Regions from separate parts of the Mus musculus genome. Here region 2 is linked to region 1. A link is a loop called in an ENCODE intact Hi-C map of the cell type or tissue named here. Cell type or tissue: heart. All regions are shown on one strand. Links, peaks and the distances in the headings refer to the core of each region. The heading gives the core; the rest is flanking DNA.

Region 1 (5,378 bases), core at 276-5,275:
TCAGAACTCAGATGGCTGGATTTGCCTGAGGACAGTGGGAGGCAGACAACAAACACCCCTTCCTTTGTTTTTAATCCTATTTGTTGGTTCCACGAGCACTGCCGTGTCGTCTATTTTGTATGTAGTTTTAGCACTAGAACATGTTGAATCCTTGAAATTGAGCAGAATGGTCATCAGGTTTGAAGTGAGCCACGGACTTTGAATGCTGCTAGTCCCTCAGAAACCACAGTGCTAACGTGACCATCTCTGTTTTGCTCCTCAAAGATTGAAGCTGCCGTGGAGGCTGCCAGAGAGGCCTTCCCTGCCTGGTCATCCCGGAGTCCCCAGGAACGTTCTCTCGTCCTGAACAGGCTGGCTGATGTACTGGAGCAGTCTCTGGAGGAGTTAGCTCAGGCAGAATCTAAAGACCAAGGTGACGGGCATCTCTGGCAGGGTCTGTCTGCCCTCCAAGATCTTTCACCAACAGGGGTTGGGTTTGAGCACAGGTGTGTCTTACCAGATGCTTATGAAAGCTGGCTCCCTGAACCCCCATTCCAGTTTGTCAAATAATCTCTGCCTTTTACTGAAATGGATCGCACTTGAGGCAAGTTGGTCATGTCATCCTGTCTGAGGTGCCCAGGCAGCTTACACGCTTGCTTCTCAAGGCAATAGCAGAGATGGAGGCGAAAGCATGAGAAGAAGGCCAAGTCTTGTGGCTGATATGCTCTGCCCCACTGCAATAAGTCAGGGGCTGATCCCAAAGCGACATGGTGGGAGAATACACTCTGCCTATTTGGTGGAAGGAGCTACAAGAGTCTACAGCAAAGTATGGACTGGGGAGACAGGAGGACCTAGGGGTGGCCATGCAATCCACTGCTCTAGTCAGAGGTTCCCGAGTACAGACAGTGTGAAGAGCAGCTTGGCTTCTGTTGTGTTTCAGCATTTCAGCCCACATTTTCTCTCCCTCCCAAAGGACAGAGGGATAGCGTGGATACCCATTAATTTCATAATGTCTTTAGGAAAAGTCATGCAGTATTGAAATATGCCTGCCATTAGCCAACCTAAAGTTAGGAATCCGGTGACAGGCCCTTAGAGCAGATTTCTTCAAAGTCCGTGTGGTGATGCTTGCCTGACATCACATTGCTCAGGTTGCTGAGGCAGGAGGATTGTAAATCCTGGCAGCCAGGCTTACAGTGATAGCCTGACTCCCCTTCCCACTCTCCCCACACCTGACCCACACAAAGGAAAGAAGAAAAAAGGAAAGGAAAGGAAAGGAAAGGAAAGGAAAGGTCAATTTTTCTTTTTTTCGTGTTCTTGTGTGGGTGGTTGTATTTCATCACTGAGGGTCACCTGGGAGAAGCTCAAGAAAGGACCCTCCTACTCCATGCGGAACCCAGCATCCTGTGCTGTGTTCTCAACCGGGCCTTTTGATGGCTTCTGTGTGTTTGGAGGCTGTTTAAGGACACACACAGTCATTTTCCAACCCCGTCGTTTCAAAGCTGCTAACGCCCGTGTGTGTGGAACGGTGGCATCTGGTACATTCATGATGAAAGCTTGAGGTGTTCACAGAGACGATCTAGCTCTATTTTAAACCCACCTCCACCTCAACCTCACGCCCAAATATTTCATCACTCGATCCATGCAAGTGCGGTGAAGAAGTGCCTCGGGCGGGCTGGTATTGAGCGTAGGGTCAGACGACTCCACGTGAAACACACAGGCAGCATTTTATGTTGTTCATTTTCCACAGGGAAAACCCTCACGCTGGCAAGGACCATGGACATTCCTCGGTCTGTTCTGAACTTCCGGTTCTTCGCTTCCTCCAACCTGCACCACGTATCGGAGTGCACACAGATGAGCCACCTGGGCTGTATGCATTACACCGTTCGCACCCCGGTGGGAATTGGTAGGTGGCATCCAAAGAGAACCTGTATCAGAAAGTTCGGAAAATTCTAGGCACTGACTACTAGGGGCCAGACTAAGGAAACACAAGGGGTCGGTTTTTCTACTTTTGCTGAAAATTCGTTGGCTTTAAAAATGAATCTAGTTCATTCTCAATGTGTCAAAGTCTCCCTTTTGCAGAAACTTCATCCTGGGAGATCATAGCAGGAGGGCATGTCGGGAGTGCTTTCTTGCTTGTAAACAGAATAAGAAAACATCAAATCCAGACAGTGCCACTGTTTAGGCGTCAGGGTTGCATTCTCTGCACACTTCAGAACTCTGAAAACTGGGACGTTCGTTCTCTTTCATATTTATATGATTCATTAAGATAAGAAATTTGAGTAAATTAGTAAGCTAGGGGAGGCAGGAAGATCAGAAGTACCAGGTTATCTATCCTTGGCTGCATAGTGAGTCTGGAGTCAGCCTGGACGACACAAGACCCTGTCTTAAAAAAAAAAAAAAAAAAGAACCCAATAAATAAGTATGTGGCCCTTCAAGTAAGGTCAGTTGTCTAGTAAATAAGCGTTAACCAAGTTATTATTTTATTTGCCTCATCCTTTAAGTGTCTGAAATGACTAAGTATAATCAGTAGATGTCGCTGGTGTCCTTTAAGCGCCCGAAATGGCTAAATCTAATCAGTAGATATTGCTGTTGTCTTTTAAGTGTCCGAAATAACTATAATCAGCAGATGTCGCTATTTCCCCTGGGAAGAAACACCACCTTTCTTCTCAAATATTCAGATTACAAAAAGAAAGCAAATGAAACATTTCACTCTCTTGATTCTCTGAACCTGCTAGAAATTATTTCCCAAGGCATCATGGGAAGTTTTAATTTACTAAGAAGCATCTGAACATGTTTTGTTGTGAATATATTTTGTTACTCTGAAAGACCAGATTTTTCTTTGGGAAATCTAGTATAATAAAATATACTTATTTCCACAGGGCAAAAATATAAAATAGAATAAATCTATTTTTCAAATCATAAGGGAGACCTCATATTTGTGTAGGCTAAGGATAGAAACTGGACACTTTGAGAATATTTCATAGAGGGGGCTGAGAGATAACTCAGTGATTAAGAGTGCTGGCTGTTCTTCTAGAGGTGCTGAATTCAATACCCAGTAACCACATGGCAGCTCACAACCATCTGTAATGGGATCCGATGCCCCTTCTGGTACACAAGTGTACATGCAGATACAGCACTCATATACATTAAATAAATAAATAAATCTTTTTAAAAATACTTCAGTGAGATACATTCAGCCATTTCCAACTTGTGGTTCAAGATAGCTGTGAATGGGCATAATATACAAAATTGTAAGTTATTTATAACATCATGAGATCCTTTGGGTCATTTGGGGGAGGGGGCTCAAGACAGGGTTTCTTTGTATAGCTCCGGCTGTCCTGTAGACCAGGCTAGCCTCGAACTCAGAAATCCACTTGCCTCTGCCTCCCAAGTGCTGAGATTAAAGGCGTGTGCCACCACTGCCTGGCCCCTTTGGGTCATTTTAAAGTAAACTGATTGCCTGGTTCTTGAGTATAAACTTGGTAGATCATAATTTTGTGTCACAAAGTCCAAAGATTGCTATATTGGATTTTATTTTCGACCTCCTCAATTGCCAGGGAGGATTTTCTAGTCTGTATGTCAGAGTCCATCAACGTAACCATTGGCCAGTCCCTAGTCGAATAGTCACAATTATTTTGTGCCTGTTGAATGCATAATTCAGCAATGTCTGAGCTTTAATGTCTTAGTGTCAGGAGGCTAGAGACAGAGGTGGGGGAGCCCAGCAGAAAACAGCAGCTAAACAGCTTAATTCTGCCCTGTGAGAAGGCTTTCTTTAAAAAGGAAAGATCAGGCTACAGGTTTCAATATGCATTCTATTCCGAACACATTGGCAAGCTACTGGCAGCCTTCAGCCCTGCAGTTCATATTGTCTTGGCTCCTAATTATAACTGTAGCTTATGAAGAGGATAGAAAATGTATCGACTTTGCTGTTGTATGGGGTGAATTGCTTGCAAGGTGTTTGAGAATAACTTGCCAGGTTGGCTTAAAGTGAAGTTTGGGTTTTCTGAGCAGGACAGAATTGTGTGAGGAATGCCACCCAGCTGTCTGTCTCTGAGGCAGATGAGAACTGTGCTTTTCTTCTTACCCTGTAGCTGGTTTGATCAGCCCTTGGAATTTACCACTCTACCTGCTGACCTGGAAGATAGCTCCGGCCATCGCTGCTGGGAATACCGTGATAGCCAAGCCCAGTGAGATGACTTCTGTGACTGCCTGGATGTTTTGTAAACTCTTGGATAAAGCAGGTAACAGGATGTGGGGACAGGGAGAAGACTCAGAGCGAGGGCACACTTGTTAGAAGCAATCTTCACCCAAAGCTAAATTGACTCCAGTGCTGTCTTGCCATTTTGTAAGCCTGATACTTCCTAGGTATGCCTTCATCCACAGCAGGGTTCTCTTCTATTAACCCCATAGGGGTGTCACCATGGAACAGCATCACCCCATAGGCTGAGAGCATTGTAGTAAATATTGCAGGCTTAGAGGTCACATCAAAGGCACCGACTAGTTCAAGATAGTATCATCAAGTCACTTGAAATTTAAGTTTGAGCTACCAGTCAGCCTTGGAAGTTGGGTATTCCTAGAGTTAGTGTAGTGGAACTATGCTTAATAGATTCAGCCATTTTCAAGAGGTTTAAATATCCATCCCCAGTTTCTTCCTGTTTTGGAACCACACAGAAGTGGATGGGACAGAACTTCTTATCAGTACCCACCATTTGCTCCCCATCCGCTCTCAGCTAACGGTCTAATGTCCACACCTAGGTGGACTTCCTGGTTTCAGGTGGGATATAACTCTTCATTGAGAAGCCTGATGTTGCCCTGGTATTTAAACCCCAGCAAGTGATGCTTCTGTCAGCATCTTCAGCTTATGAACCCATACAGCTAGGATGGAAAAGATGCCTTGGTAGTGGGGAAGGACTTATCAGCCTTCTGTCTGTGTCAGCGTGTGGTGTGCCTACTGCCTTTTGACACAGGGGAGGCACTGCTGGGTGCTTCTGCCTCCACAGAATGGAATGTGCAGCAAGGATAACTCTTTCTCTCTCTTTCTCCCTCCCTCTCTCTCTCTCTCTCTCTCTCTCTCTCTCTCTCTCTCTCTCTCTCTCTCTCTGTGTGTGTGTGTGTGTGTGTGTGTGTGTCTCCCTCCCTCATCATAAGGATTTTCCATTTTCTGTGGTTTGCTTACCATTGCTTTCATTTCCTAGTCATCACTACAAGGCAACCTCCTCTTCTCCCTGGGCTGGCAGCACCCAGTTTTTCCCCTAATGAACACCACACTGCTGCTCAAACTGCCCTTGGTTATACATTGGGATTGGATTGATGTGTGAGTCATACATATGAAATTCTACTTTTCTACACCGCAGGAGAAACCTTGAAGGGCGTGAGTGTGAAGGGTAAATCAAAGTGGC
Region 2 (5,378 bases), core at 176-5,175, 210 kb after region 1:
CTTGCTTAGAAGTAATAAATCTCCCCAAATGTAATTTTCATAAGCATAACAGATACCTATAGTAAGTAGAATAATGCAAGAGTTTTAAAATGCCCGGGTACGTATGGAAATATCACACTTAGTCCCATTCACTTATAGAATCAATGAGAGTACGAAATAAAAATAGAAAGCACTTCATATTAATGAACAATATCCTAGCCAAGGGTCTAGCCAAGGCAATCGGCGTTTTCTAAAAAGTGGATAGTTTCTGATATCGCAGTGTATGAAATATTGCTTCCAAAATTAGTATGATTATACGTATCAACCCTCTCAGATAACCAACAACTAGTATGGACATGACTGGACTTGAAGCTGAGACTTCTCTGGGCTTTGTAATGTCTGCAGTCGGCTTTCCCTAAAGCCTCATGCAAACATGGCTGATACTCCGGGGTTTACAACACACTGCGGCAGGGGAGGGGCGGGACTTCCAGGGCGGAATTTTCGGTGACATCACCACAGAAAGTTCGTTAAAGCAAGGGCTTTGGCTGCGTTCTGGAAGTAGGGCCCGAGGTCTGTCGGTGGGGTGGCTTCTGCAGCGTGTGGCCGTGTGACCCCACGGAGGTGACCTCCCAGGTGAGTCCTCCGCGTCCCTCGGTGGTGATCAGTGTGTCGTCCTGAGATGTAGTGTCGTGGATACCCAGTGTGCCCTCTTCTCTCGTCTCTTCCACAGAGCGGCTGAGGTTGAGAACCCATTGAGCAGCTAGGCCCCAGTGTATGCGCTGATCCTATGGCGGAGGCCCGTGGGAACCAAGGCGAGAGCTGTGTGAGCCTGGAGGACGTGTGCCTGCGTTTCACTGCAGAGGAGTGGGGTCTCCTCGATGACACTCAGAAGCTCCTGTACCACAACGTGATGCTGGAGAATTTCTTGCTTGTGCTGTCCCTGGGACTTCCGATTTCCAAATCCTTCCCAGGTACCCCAGCGATAGATGCTGTCTTAGTCAGGGTTTCTATTCCTGCACAAACATCATGACCAAGAAGCAGTTGGGGAGGAAAGGGTTTATTCAGCTTACCCTTCAATACTTTCTCTGTGATAACTCCAGCTGTGTCAAGTTGACACAAACCCAGCCAGTACAGATGCCAATAGGGACTCCCTGTTAACCAAAGCATGATGGCGTAGGTAATCTAAGCTCGCTCCCGAGGTTGATGTGGAGGATGAAGGATGTGAGCAGAGCATCTTCAACAAATGCTTCACACCCTGAAGCTTAGCTCTGTAAGAGTGTTAGGCATCAAATAAAAAATTTAACCAGTTATCCAGCCTGGAGAACCCACTGCATAGTAGCCATGTGGAATGTCTAATATTTAGGAGACTCTTGTTAAATTTGCAGTAGAGTCATAAGATAATCTTTGAAAGGGGAAAAGGCTGGTCTTCATTTGTGGAGAGCTGTAGTCCCAAGTATCAGAGAAGTTACAGAAGGGCTCAGTGAGCCCCGTACTTGCCCATACACTGGACAGATGTGGAATAATTTTCAGTCACAAAAAATGAATTTGTTCAGCATGAGCAGTTTCACAGCAAAAAAGAGCCTCTGTGTGTGTGTTAGTGAGTGAGTGTGTGTGTGTGTGTGTGTATTATTTAGCATACTTCCAAGCTTTTATACCTGAGATTTCACAAAGGATCACAATCTTCTAAGTATGATGGATGTAGGAGAACTTTCTAATTCAAATACATACCTGCTAGGCTCCTCTAACTTCACAGTGGGGGTAAGGTCTCAGGTATGGAAAAGTTCTAGTAAAAGTTTAATCTCTAAAACATCCATTGTTAAATATGAGAAATGGCCACACCATAGAAATGTGTGTAAGTGATAAATTTGGGGAATCATCTCATTTTTATAACACAAGGAAACTCACAGCAGAGAAAAGCCTTATGTGCAGTAGATGAAAACCTCCATCAATATATCCTACCTCACTCAACACAAGAAAGGCCATATGGCGAACTTTCAGTTGCGTGACTGGAAAATACTTCAGTGGTCACTTCACTTATATCAGATTTCACATAGCAGTAATGCCTTAAATACTTGACAAATGTCGGAAACTCTAGAGAAGATGCTTTCAATGAGCTTACCATGTGAAAATGCACATTGACTAAATACCTCATAAGTATAGGACTTCTAGTAACCTTTTGAGTCGACTCTTTCAAGCCCATTTAATACCAGAGATTTCACGGTGGAAGAGAGAGAGAGAGTTAGAGTTTGGAAAATGCATGCTTTGTTTGACATCTCATGAATCACAAATAGTTACTAGTAGTAATAACTTCCTGTTGAAGCCAGTGATCAGAAGTTGAACTCTACCTTAGTTGTCTGCTGAGGAGAGATGTCCTGCTTGAGTTATGTGCATACACAGTGCTTTCAGGAGGACTCTGGTCCCCAGGGTTATGTGTCATCTGTCACCACTTACTCTCTTCTGGTTTCTCTAGAAACTGACTTGTCCCAGCAGTCAGTTGTGCAGTTTACCTCCATCCCTCCAAAGTACCCGGGGAAGGTAGATTCTATGCTGTCTCCTGATTCCTTGGAAAGAATGGAGGGATCTAAGCTTGCTAGAAGTCCACATTCCCTCCTCCTGATGCCTTTAGTGTATATATGGCACAGCTTCTGAAAGAAACCTTTGAGCTTGGATCTGCTGCAAGTATCCAAAGGTTTTCAGTCTTTGGGGTTTCTTAACTGTGTGTGCGACTGCTGGGCTGGATTCCTTCAGTCTCCAAAACATGCACCCTTGGGATTTCTGGCTTTCATTGACCTGTTGATGCAATGACTTAATGCTTACTTAACTTTGTACTGTTCTTTTCAGTATATGAAAGTGGCTTAGGAAAAGAATTGACTTTTACCACCATGCAGGAAGGGACACCTTTTGTGGGCACCTCAAAGTTAGTGTCTTAGATAGAACAACAAGGTGGCAGACAGTCCAACATCTAATTTGGTCTAGTTAGCATTGGTGTCTAAGGACTTTGGACCTGGCTACGACTGTTGGTCTCTCAAAAGCCTCTCCCAAGGTTACCCCAGTGAAGGGAATGTTAGTATGATAACATCTAATGCTTTAGTCCCTTCATTTAGGGAATAATCAACATTCCCAGGCTTAGTCAATGCTCTATTGCTGTGAAGAGACACCACGGCCATGGCAATTCTCATAAAGGAAAGCATTTAACTGAAACTTGCTTATATTCAGAGCACAAGGACCTGAGCTTAAATATCTAGCACCAGGTAAAAAGGTAGGCATGGTCACAAGGACCTGTAACCCCAGTACTGGGAGGGTGGAGCCAAGAGGATCCCTGGAGTGCACTGGATGGATACTGAGCTCCAGGTGGGCAACAGAGCCTGCCTAAAATGAATGAAGCAGAGGACAGAATGAGACACATGCTCTGGCCTCCACAACTCTGTGCCTACATAACACACACAAAAAGAGAAAGAAAGCCAATAAACAACTTTTTCTTGCTGTAGGTGTAGGGGTTTTCTTCCACTGTGAATGCTTGCTCCTTACTGTATCTTCCCCTGTTAATTATTCATGTTTTCATAGGCATAATTAATGCAAATTATATCAATAACAGTAAAGGAGAACAAATCATGTAATATGCTTGGGAAATTCCATTAAGGCTTTCACCATACTGATGTTGGCAGTGTTATGACTTGGTTTTAATTCACAGACATGCACATGTGAAGTGTGGGGGAGAGAGTATCTGGATAGTGAGTAAAGTAGATTGAATTCCACTCCAGTTTCCCCTCTATCAAAGTCATTGCTATCCTCAAAACCTTGGGTGTGTGTGGGGGGGGGAACAGAACTATAAATGTGTTGGCTGAGCTCAAAGGCCTGATATTTGTAGGAACGATCATAGCATTGAAAGCATAGGCTCAGCTTTTCCTCTTACTGTGAGAGTAAACGTCAGCATTCTGGAGACTGCCTTTTCAGGCTCTGAACTTCGTGTGTTGGGAAGATACCTTAGAGCTAAAATGACACCACCACCACCACCACCACCACCACCACCTGGTAGCATCAGCCTGCCAGAGAGGTCACTAATGAGACAATGGGGGTCTTTGGGTGTTTTTAACTTGTTGGTTGTATTTGTTTCTTCTATGTCTAGTTCCCCCCAGGAAACTTACTAGGGGGAGTTAATTACCCCAGCATAGGATATGAGCTTTCCTTGTGTTATTGACTGATCTCACAATAGATTACCTAGAACTTTAATATTTGTATTCTAACATTAGTTTAGATTGTTATCGGTCTTGTTTGTTTTGCTTAAGTGGAGACTTGTGCTTTAAGAAGGCAAAATGCTGATGTGTTTGGGATGCATTTAGCACATCACCATCGAGAAGTTTTCATTTGTTAGATTCTCAGCAAGGCTAAATGTGCGTTCTAGGCATGGCTGTGCACTGTTTGTGAGTTCAGCATTGTAAACATCAGAGTGAGGTAGAGCCCACCCCTCTGTGACATCAGAGATTAAGGAGCCTTAAAGAAAAGGGCTATACCTGGTTTACTCCTAACTCCACTGGAGCCCCGCAACCCAGCCTTCTCAGCCACGCACTGGTTTTCAGTGATTCAGATACAACAAGGTCTCTGCGTTGGTTGTGATGTTCATGTCTCAGTGGCTGACTGGGCTGAAATTAGGTTAACTAAGCACAGTCTTGACAGTGTCCCTGGATAATTTTAAACACATAAACAAAGTCTCCCTCGCAATATTTAAAATTGAGGTTTCCTACATAACTTTAAGTCAATTCTCTCTGTTCCTCCCTCCCTCCCACCATCTCCTTCTGCCTGTGCTTGCATCCTCGTGTCCCTGGTATTATTCCTTCCACATGCATGTGCCATGAGTTCTGCTACTCTCCACTCCCTTGCCATAACCTCTGTGTACTTTCATGCCCTGCATCCGCACTCGCCCCCATAACCTAAGCCTATAGAAAAGTTAGAGCCAGGATCTGCATGTGAGAACAGATCGTATTTGTCTTTTTGGCCATTAAGTGATTTGATACAATCTTAGTACTCCATTGAGAAGGGAGAAAACCCATATCCAGTTTCTTCTTCTGGAAGTAGCCCAAGAGAAGATTTTATTTATGGTCGATACACTCGTGAATAAAGAGGGGCTAATTGTAATATTTTATCTCCTCGATCATACTCATTACAGGTGGACTTGGACTCCCCTTCAGTATCGGTTACTTTCCTGTCACTGTGATAAAACACCTTGACCAAGGCCACTTAAAGAAAGAAGAGTTGGTTATGGGGTTGATTACAGTTCCAGAGGCATCACTATTAGGTTGGAGAAACTTGGCAGCAGGCAGCCATGGCAGGAGGAGCAGCCAGGAGCTCACATCTTGAACCACAAGAAGCAGAGAGAGCAAACTGGGGATGGTGAGAGGCTC

What was found. Hi-C counts contacts between places; a loop is a spot of excess contacts. Peaks named below come from ENCODE experiments on the same cell type or tissue, not always from the same donor. Only the 100,000 strongest peaks of a DNase experiment are listed, where the experiment ranks them.
Region 2: it touches region 1 in a loop (2.6-fold over the local background); 9 of 42 quality-filtered maps call a loop at or near these places.

The regions. Positions count from the first base shown.
Region 1 is chr10:21,380,566-21,385,943 of GRCm38, forward strand. It overlaps Aldh8a1 (aldehyde dehydrogenase 8 family, member A1), which reads left to right. Exons shown (of 7, transcript NM_178713.4): 2 at 265-412; 3 at 1,727-1,882; 4 at 4,071-4,220. Among named protein-coding and RNA genes, the nearest start is that of Aldh8a1, 6.0 kb to the left of the region's middle. In heart, for the core only: a CTCF peak has its summit at 2,548; no DNase peak of the experiment used is centred there; H3K27me3 peaks cover 1,441 bases.
Region 2 is chr10:21,592,623-21,598,000 of GRCm38, forward strand. 1700020N01Rik (RIKEN cDNA 1700020N01 gene) reads left to right here and starts at 523. Exons shown (of 3, transcript NR_027968.1): 1 at 523-612; 2 at 710-950. In heart, for the core only: no CTCF peak of the experiment used is centred there; no DNase peak of the experiment used is centred there.